Linked DNA regions of Homo sapiens: all the other regions are linked to region 1. The links are chromatin contacts, found by Hi-C or POLR2A ChIA-PET in ENCODE. All regions are on one chromosome and are shown on one strand. Each heading gives the region's core, a stretch centred on a gene start or an enhancer-like site at or near the end of the contact. The rest is flanking DNA. Distances are from core to core; before and after follow the strand shown. Region 1 holds the start of H2AC16 (H2A clustered histone 16). Region 2 holds the start of ZSCAN12 (zinc finger and SCAN domain containing 12). Region 3 holds the start of ZSCAN23 (zinc finger and SCAN domain containing 23).

The links. A loop is a pair of places that touch in the nucleus more often than their neighbours do. ChIA-PET counts read pairs that join two places held with the same protein, here RNA polymerase II (POLR2A). Pooled maps may share reads with other maps.
Region 2: a pooled map shows a loop between it and region 1 (2.8-fold over the local background). The contact joins the promoter of ZSCAN12 here to the promoter of H2AC16 in region 1. A Hi-C loop is called at or near these places in 4 of 50 pooled maps. POLR2A ChIA-PET finds 5 or more read pairs at or near these places in 3 of 52 experiments (CD4-positive, alpha-beta T cell, HepG2 and PC-9).
Region 3: a pooled map shows a loop between it and region 1 (4-fold over the local background). The contact joins the promoter of ZSCAN23 here to the promoter of H2AC16 in region 1. A Hi-C loop is called at or near these places in 2 of 50 pooled maps. POLR2A ChIA-PET finds 5 or more read pairs at or near these places in 2 of 52 experiments (GM10248 and activated CD4-positive, alpha-beta T cell).

Annotation. Positions count from the first base shown.
Region 1 is chr6:27,863,927-27,866,969 of GRCh38, forward strand. It overlaps H2AC16 (H2A clustered histone 16), which reads left to right and starts at 1,391. Exons shown (of 1, transcript NM_003511.3): 1 at 1,391-1,872. The coding sequence starts at 1,429. The coding sequence ends at 1,821. It overlaps H1-5 (H1.5 linker histone, cluster member), which reads right to left. Exons shown (of 1, transcript NM_005322.3): 1 at 2,866-3,043. The coding sequence ends at 2,923. It also overlaps the pseudogene H2BC16P. RefSeq lists enhancers at 172-351, 1,012-1,081, 1,142-1,211, 1,409-1,930, 1,482-1,571 and 1 more.
Region 2 is chr6:28,398,155-28,401,126 of GRCh38, forward strand. ZSCAN12 (zinc finger and SCAN domain containing 12) reads right to left here and starts at 1,593. Exons shown (of 4, transcript NM_001163391.2): 1 at 1,503-1,593; 2 at 1-319. The coding sequence starts at 251. It overlaps LOC105374998 (a long non-coding RNA gene), which reads left to right and starts at 1,665. Exons shown (of 2, transcript XR_926659.2): 1 at 1,665-1,753. RefSeq lists a silencer at 646-715 and an enhancer at 1,727-1,976.
Region 3 is chr6:28,442,223-28,445,232 of GRCh38, forward strand. It overlaps ZSCAN23 (zinc finger and SCAN domain containing 23), which reads right to left and starts at 1,269. Exons shown (of 4, transcript NM_001012455.2): 1 at 1,177-1,269. RefSeq lists enhancers at 1,068-1,578, 1,152-1,201, 1,372-1,451.

The DNA.
Region 1 (3,043 bases), core at 141-2,640:
AACGAGCGTCAGTTCTATTTAGGAAGTGTGAATATCTCTGAAAAGAGTCCTTAGGGTGTGGGTCAGGAAGAACCTAGTGGAGTGTGAGTCAGGAAGAACCTAGTGGGGTTCCAAGTGGACGAACCAGCAAGGAGCTCACTTGGAGCTGGTGTGCTTGGTTACGGCTTTGGTGCTCTCGGACACAGCATGCGTGACAGGCGAACAGCCGTCTGGATCTCCCTGGAGGTGATGGTCGAACGCTTGTTGTAACGCGCCAGGCGGGAAGCCTCGCCCGCAATACGCTCGAAGATGGCATAACGAAGGTGTTCAAGATCCCCATTGCTTTGGACGAGATGCCGGTGTTGGTGGACCTGCTTCAGCACCTTGTACAAGTACACGGAGCAGCTCTCCTTGCGGCTGCGCTTTCGCTTCTTGCCTTAGTAATAGTCTTCTTGGAACCCTTTTTCGGGGCTGTGGCCGACTTGGTGGGGTCAGGCGTGTTGTAGTTTAACTGCAGAAAGGGTACAAGGAATAGGAAAAAGCGGCCGGGCGCGGCGGCGCACGCCTGTAATTCCAGTACTTTGGGAGGCGGAGGCGGGCGGATCACTTGAGGTCAGGAGTTCGAGAGCAGCCTGAACAACATGGCGAAACCATGACTCTTCAAACAAATGTAAAAAATTAGCTGGGCGCGTGATGCACTCCTGTAACCCCAGCTACTGGGGAGGCTCAGGGAGGAGGATCGCTTCGGCCAGGAAGGCGGAGGTTGCGGTGAGCCACGATCGCGCCACTGCTCTCCAACCTGGGCGGCAAAGCCAGACCCTGTCTCAAGGGAAAAAAAAAAAAAAAAAAAAAAAAAAAGTCGCCGGGCGCTGTGGCTCACGCCTTTAATCCCAGCATTTTGGGAGGTTGAGGCAGGTGGCTCACCTGAGCTCAGGGGTTTGAGACCAGGATGACCAATATGGTGAAACCCTGTCTCTACTAAAAAATACAAAAATTAGCCGGGCTATGGTGGCTGACGCTTGTAATCTCAGCTACTCAGGAGGCCGAGGCAGGAGAATCACTTGAACCCAGGAGCGGACGTTGCAGCGACCGGAGATCGTACCACCGCACTCCAGCCCGGGCGAGAGGGAGACCCTGTCTTAAAAAAACAAAAAAAGAAGAAGAAGAAAAAGCTGTGTGTTGTAACGTCCTGTTCACGAATTCTTATGCAAATGAGGTGATTAATAAAATAGTGTGTAGGACTGGTGGCGATTCTAGATGACGTCATATACACGTTTGTCCAATCCAAAGAAGCATGTTTCATAACAGCGATTCCATTGGTTGAAATAAAACTGTAATTTGAGCCAATGGCACAGCTTTATTTTCGCGCCCAGTATTGACTATAAGTAGTGGAGCTCTGGTGAACTTCTCTCGGCTGTTCTCAGTTCCTCCATTTATCGTTTCTTCGTCATGTCGGGACGCGGCAAGCAGGGAGGCAAAGCTCGCGCCAAAGCCAAGACCCGCTCTTCTCGTGCCGGTCTCCAGTTCCCCGTGGGCCGAGTGCACCGACTGCTCCGCAAGGGCAACTATGCTGAGCGGGTCGGGGCCGGCGCGCCGGTGTACCTGGCGGCGGTGCTGGAGTACCTGACTGCCGAGATCCTGGAGCTGGCGGGCAACGCCGCCCGCGACAACAAGAAGACCCGCATTATCCCGCGCCACTTGCAGCTGGCCATCCGCAACGACGAGGAGCTCAACAAGCTGCTGGGCAAAGTAACCATCGCTCAGGGTGGTGTCCTGCCCAACATCCAGGCTGTGCTACTGCCCAAGAAGACCGAGAGTCACCACAAGGCCAAAGGCAAATAATGTCTCCATAGAATCACTTTCCAATACAACGGCTCTTTTCAGAGCCACCTACTATTTCTGCGGGAGAGCTGGGCCACTGGTTAAACATTTGGAACGTTTGTTATGAAAAGATAAAGCATTTTTCATCTAGAGCTTAGGAATGACTTTTAGGAAAAACCTTACAGGATTCAGGTGACATGTTTAAGTCAGAATGTGAACTAGTTATTTAATGTAGGGCTTACAAGAATGTTCGCTGTGTTTATTCATCTCGTGTTATATGAACTAGAACCAATAAAAAAAAATCCAGAGCCAGGCTCAGTGGCTCACGCCTGTAATCCCAGCACTTTTGGAAGCTGAGGCGGGAAGATCGCTGGAGCTCATGAATTCGAGATCTGCCTGGGCATCATAGCGGATACAAAAATTAGCCGACCGGGGTGGTGCACGCCTTTAGTCCTAGCACTTCACAGAGGCTGAAGTGGGACGATCCCTTGAGCCGGGGAGGCTGAGGCTGTAGTGAGCCGAGACCACGCCACTGCACGCCAGCCTGGGTGACAGCGAGAACCTGACTTGAGGAAAAAAAAATAATCCAGTACAGAATGACACGGTCATATCAAATTGGCATGTAATAGAGACCCCATCTTGAAACTTGCTACTATATTGTCTTGTGCGTTGATAGCATATTATATTAATGCCGAACACATTAGTGACGCCGAAGTAGCTGGTGCCTAAATGGCTTAAACGCGGAAAAACCACATACAGATGATGGAACAAAAACTGGCCAATCAGATTATAGAGCGGGCTTTTTAAAATATAAGAAGCTTCTTTGTAGCTAGGCGTCTGACAAAAAGCTTGACACCAACTTAACAAAAACCAACGGCTGGAATTCATACTCTAATAACAGACTGCATGGGTAAACTACGTGGGGAGTCCAACCAACACCCTGGACTCTTGCTTGCCTTGCGTTACTCGATTAGGGTTGAGGGAGAACTGCCCGAGATTTTTCGAATGCAAGGAATCTTGCTGCCTGATCTAACATGTTGTGCACAGCCATTTTTTAGAGGTCTCTGGGTGGCTCTGAAAAGAGCCTTTGGGGCTTTGTTGCGGTTTTCACACGCCAGCTTCCTACTTCTTTTTGGCAGCCGCCTTCTTGGCCTTTGCAGCTTTAGGTTTTGCTGCTTTGGGCTTAGCGGCTTTGGGCTTTGCCGCCTTCGGCTTAACTGCCTTGGGCTTGGCAGGACTCTTG
Region 2 (2,972 bases), core at 343-2,842, 530 kb after region 1:
TGTTCTTTGGTGTGGGTCTCTGGCCTCAGCCACTGATGGCAAAGTTCTCGGAGTCGGCTCAAAGCCTCACGGGGACCAGATGTCTCCTGGTAGCAGAACTGTCTGAAGTACTGACGGAAGACCTCTCTGCTATGGGTGTTGTTTTTACGCAGGTCCCAATCCTGTCTGGTGGTATATTTCTCTTCCTCTATCTTTACTTCCAAAGGTTCATCCTGGTCCATGTGGGCCTGGATAGCCCAAGTAGATGCCATTTTAGCTGTGCTAGAACTACCGGTGTTTCAAGTAAGATCTCACCTGGAAACTGTATTCCTGGACAGTCCTGAAGAATAAGCCATCATTATTAATACAAACTCCACCATAAAGTAAAACTGCAAATTCTGAGAACTTAACTATGACCTTTGAAATCTGACCTCCGGATTAATGTACAATACTTACTCAGAAAAATACTCTGATAGAAAAGACTTAAGATTAGACCGATTTAGGCCGGGCACAGTGGCTCACGCCTGTAATCCCAGCACTTTGGGAGGCCGAGTCGGGCGGATCACGAGGTCAGGAGATCGAGACCATCCTGGCTAACATGGTGAAACCCCGTCTCTACTAAAAATACAAAAAAAAAAAAAAAAAAAAAATTAGCCGGGCGTGACGGCGGGCGCCTGTAGTCCCAGCTACTCAGGAGGCTGAGGCAGGGGAATGGCGTGAACCCGGGAGGCGGAGCTTGCAGTGAGCCGAGATCGCGCCACTGCACTCCAGCCTGGGCGACAGAGCGAGACTCCGTCTCAAAAAAAAAAAAAAAGATTAGACTAATTTAAAGAGAAAGACTGAGGAAAGGTGCCAAGTTGTTTCAGGACTTAAGAGTAAGACTTGTTGGTAAACTTATTCTCATTTGGTCCTAAATGAAAGACAAATGGAATAAAACTAACATTTAGATCAAGTAAATAATAATAACAAAAGGTTAGGACATCCTTGATTAGTTACTTTTATCTTTTGAATGTCCAGATGTCTGGTGGAAACCATGAAATCACAAAAGCTACAGTCATGTAAATTTATTTCTTCAGGGACTTAATCTTTCTGCTCCTCATTCTTCATTTATAAAGTGAGAAGGCTGAAGAGGTTACTCTTTAAGGCTTCCCTCTAACCTCGTGGTCTGTGATTATAATCTGAAGTGAGGAAGGCCCAGGAAAGGGTCCCTAGGACGCCGGCGAGCGTCTGTGACCCACCACTGTCCAGAAATGTCGGTAAGCGCTGAACCCAAGGATACACAGCCCGAAGCAAACGCGGAAGGTATGGGCCTTACAGCCTGGAATTGCTGCAGAGACTGGGAGCCAAACCCTCATCCTAATGTCCCAACGCACTTTGGGGAGGGAGAGCTTCCCGCGGATCCGCCTGGGTTTGGGAGGACCGGGGTCCACTCTGCACCGGCCAGGGCCTGAGGGGCCCAGCAGCTGGAATACAGCAATCTCCCGCCCACCTGCTCGCAGCGTACAGAGCACAACATCGCTCACCTGCGGCCCCCAGGGCCAGAAGAGAACTCCCTCCTACGGAGCGAAGGCAAGAGGCCTCGAACCCTTTTGGGACCCGGAACCCATCAAAAGTGACCCACAAAGGCCGGAAGCGGCCACGGGGGGTCTAAGAACCAGCCCGCGCGGGGCGCACTTCCGCGGCCGCTCTAGGAAGGGAGCGAAAGGGGCTTTCAACTCGGTAGTGTTTCCGCGCGTCTACGTGAGAGGAAGGTTGATGGCTTTCAGGCCCGCTGGTAAATGGAACGGGTTTATCTTCTCCTCTTCTTTACCCAGCCATTGTCCACACTTCCCCCGACCCGATGGGTGGTCGAGGCTTGTAGAACTGATCTTAAGACAGGGAAATCCCTTGCGTCTCCATTCACTTTGGGATTCTGTGTCTCTGAGGTTAGAGATGCCTCAAAGGGATGTTCTCCGGGGGACCTTCCCAAATCCGCGCTTAGCGGTGGCGAAGGGACTTCTTCCACACAGACTTCTCAAGGGCCAGCCGGCTGGTTTCTGCCGGCTCTTTCGCCATCCACGATTCTTTTGATGTTCTCTTTTATGTGCTGATGTATGATTATATGTCAGAAAACCCGGTTCAATGGAAAAACTATAAAAAAAGGATAATTTAGTAAAATAGCAAGATATAAAGTTAACACACTAAAATCAACGACCTTCATATATGTGAATAATCAATGATAACGAGTTACGAGATATAATGGAAGAGAAGACCATATTTACAAGAGCAGCAAAAAAGTGAAACTAGGAATAAACTTAACAAGAAATGAACAAAACTTCTATGGGGAAAGCTTTAAAACATTCCTAAAAGGCCAAGTATACATTTAAACAAACAGAAAGCGATATGAGGTTCTTGGAAAGACTCAAAGAGGTCAGTCCTCCCTAAATACGTATGCAACTGTAGTATTCCAACAAAAATATCAACAAATATTGTTCTGGAATTAGATAAACTGATTATAAAATTCATGTGGGGAAATAAGAATAGCCAGGAAACCCATGAAAAAGAAAAATGGTGAGGGTCAACCTTATCAGATACTGGAACATACCCATATAATTTTAGTGTATTAACAGAGAGAAAGAATAGACCAGAAATGGATCCAGGTATGTAAGGATATTGAGTAAATGATGAAGGTGACACCACATATCAACAGGGAAATGAAGAACTTAGAAGTTGTGCTGGGATGATAACCGTTTGGCAAAGGTAAAACTGGATTTGTATTTCCCACCACACATCACAATAGAGATAAATTCTAAATGGATCTGAGATCTAAATATAAAAAATCCACCTATACATGTATTAGAAGAAAACATGAATAATAATTCTAACACGTGGGAATAGGGAAACATTATCTAACCATATGACTCAAAATCTAAAACCCATAAAAATAATAAATCTGGCTACATGAAAATAAAATGTATTGCTTGTCAAAAAAAAATAAGGAAAGAAAAAGGCTT
Region 3 (3,010 bases), core at 19-2,518, 580 kb after region 1:
TCTAAGCCTCAAGCTCATATATGAAATGAGGTCAACAACTGCCTTGCCAACTTGTTGAGAATATTAAATGAGATAATGCATACAAAGTGTTTTTGCACAAAACCTGGCATATAAACATGCAAATTAATCTTTTAATAAGATAATGTACAATTTTGGTACAATGGTAGTTTAATTAATAGTTGCTACTTTCCCTTAGGGCCAAGACTGTAATCTTTTTCTATTGCTCAAAGAACAAGATGAGTGGGTGAAAACATGCACACAAACCAATAAAACGGCTGTTTCATCAGGTTTGCAGAAACACTGAAAGATATACGTCTTCAGATATATTCTCTCCAATCAAATCCTAACTAGAAGCCCAGGACTACTGAGGTACAAAAGAAGGACGGGATTCAAATGAGCGAAGTAACTTCCCGGGTTATAGCTGTAAAGCTAATATAGGAACAGAGTGGAGTTAGCATAGCAAAGGTTTTAAGAAAATGGAGTCTGGAGCCAAATTGCCTGTATTTGAATCCTGCCTACACCCCTTACTCGCTCTACGACCTTGGGCAAGTTACTAACTTCATTTTCTTCTTGTATGTTAATTTTAAAAAGGGGCGGGACAGAGAGGTGGGGTGTAGTCTACATAATAATAGTGTCTATCTCATAGAGTTATGAGAAGCAGATAATATTTGTAAAGTGCTTAGAACAGTGCTGGGCTGGCACATAGTAGATGCTATTTATTCTTTTAAAAAATTCGATAGCAGCAAGAGCCTTTATACTATGTGAGTTAGACTAAGAAAGGCTGTGGCATAGTTTAAAACTATCCCTGCTCATTCTTTAAAATAAGTCCACAGTAGAGAATAAGACATCGGAAAATACAAACATTTCTTCATATCCGAATCTATTTGAATCCTAAGATGCAGATACGGAGAGTTCAGAGTGCCATCAGTACAGGGCAGAGAGGTTGAAGAGCTCAGGAACAGACATAGGGTGGGGGAAAGGGGTAGGGGCAACGACGCTGACTTTTGGTTAACAAAGCCCTTCCAGGCTGCGGAGCAACCTCCTCTGCCCTTCACCTGCCCGGCCCATCTCTGGCCAAGAAGACCCTGCCGCCAAATCCCCACACCCAGTCCAGGTCGCAGTGCACAGACTGGCCCTTCCGAAGCCCCTCAGCGGTAGCCCGACTCCGAAGCTCACCGAGGCATCCGTGAGAGGAGATGCCACCTAGCGCAGATCACATCTGCTCTGAATCCTTGACAACCGCAGCCCAAAGAATGATAAACTACAAAGGCCGGAAATGCGTCACCGCGGCCCGCTCTCCGCGAAACAGCGGTTCCGGCTGTGTTCCTTCTAGGAAGGCCGGAGGTTTCCACACCTCTGTGGTCGTCACTCTGAATCCCGTCTGTAGTCTTAAGTGAGATACTAGGTGACACATTGTCTTCCACGCGGCAATATAATAACGGCCAACATAGTGTTTTAACACGTATTAATTCATTACCCCGCATAACAACCCTGTGAGTTAGGTACAATTATCTCCATTTAACAGGTGAGGAAACTGAAGCACATTTCTACATTTATTAGTTGCCATTTCCTGCAAAGAATACCCTTTCTTTTCCCTGCCGTCTCATTTTATCACGATGAACTCATGGATTCCTTTACAAATAATTACTGTTATTATTATGTTGATGCTCAAATTATTTAAAATTTGGTCAGTTGGAGCCCTTTCACACTGCTCCCTCTCTTTTCTTTTTTTGACAAAGTCTCCAGGCTGGAGTGCAGTGGATGCGATCTCAGCTCACTGCAACCTCCGCATTCCGGGTTCAAGTGATCCTCCTGTCTCGGCCTCCTGAGTATCTGGGATTACAAGAACACACCACTATGCCTTAGTGAGGCTGGTCTTGAACTCCTGTCCCTCAAGTGATCCGCTCCCTCGGCCTCCGAAAGGGCTGGGATTACAGAAGTGAGCCACCGCACCCGGCCACAAACAGGTTTCTATGTCCTTTGATAAGTTCCCAACAGTTTTTGTGCACTTCACTTTCTCACAAAAGATATTTCAGTCCCATTTTATACTATTCCTACCCTAAACCTAGAATCACCATTGCTTCATGAAGCTACAGTACATCAGTGAAAAATGGTATATAGAAACCAAGATCTGGATTTCGGGCAATGAATAACCTCATTGCTACTGTGTCTGGCATTGGTTCCTGCCAGTCTACTGTGTCCAGAATTGGCTCCTTCCAGTGGGTTCCTGCTCTGACTTCAAGAATGAAGCCGCGGATACTCACGGTGAGCATTACAGTTCTTAAAGATGGTGTGTCTGGACTTTGTTCCTTCTGCTGTTCAGATGCGTCCAGAGTTTCTTCCTTCCGGTGGGTTCGTGGTCTCACTTGACTTCAGGAGTGAGGTCGTAAACCTTTGCAGTGAGTGTTACAACTCCTAAGGGTGGCGTGCCTGCAGTTGCTTCTTCCTTCTGGTGGGTTCGTGGTCTCGCTGACTTAAGGACTGAAGCTGCAGACCATCGTAGTGAGCATTACAATGCTTAAAAGTAGTGCAGACCCAAAAACTGAAAAGTGGTAAGGTTTTATTGTGAAAAGGGAAAGAACAAAGATCCCACAGCACAAAAATCAATGCTAGCAGGTTGTCACTGCTGACTGGGGCGGGGGTGGTAGCCAGCTTTTATTCCCTTATTCAGCCCCGCCCACATCCTGCTGATTGGCCCATTTTACAGAGTGCTGATTGGTCCATCTTTACAGAGTGCCGCTTGGTGTGTTTACAAACCTTTAGCTAGACACAGAGTGCTGATTGGTGCATTTTTACAGAGTGCTGATTGGTGCATTTACAAATCTTCAGCTAGACACAGAGTGCTGATTGGTGCATTTACAAATCTTCAGCTAGACACAGTGCTGATTGGTGTGTTTACAATCCTTTAGCTAGACAGAAAAGTTCTCCATGTCCCCACCCTAACCGGAAGCCCAGCCAGCTTCACCTCTCACTACTAGGACATATTATTGCCTCTAGGCTCCTTCAGTGT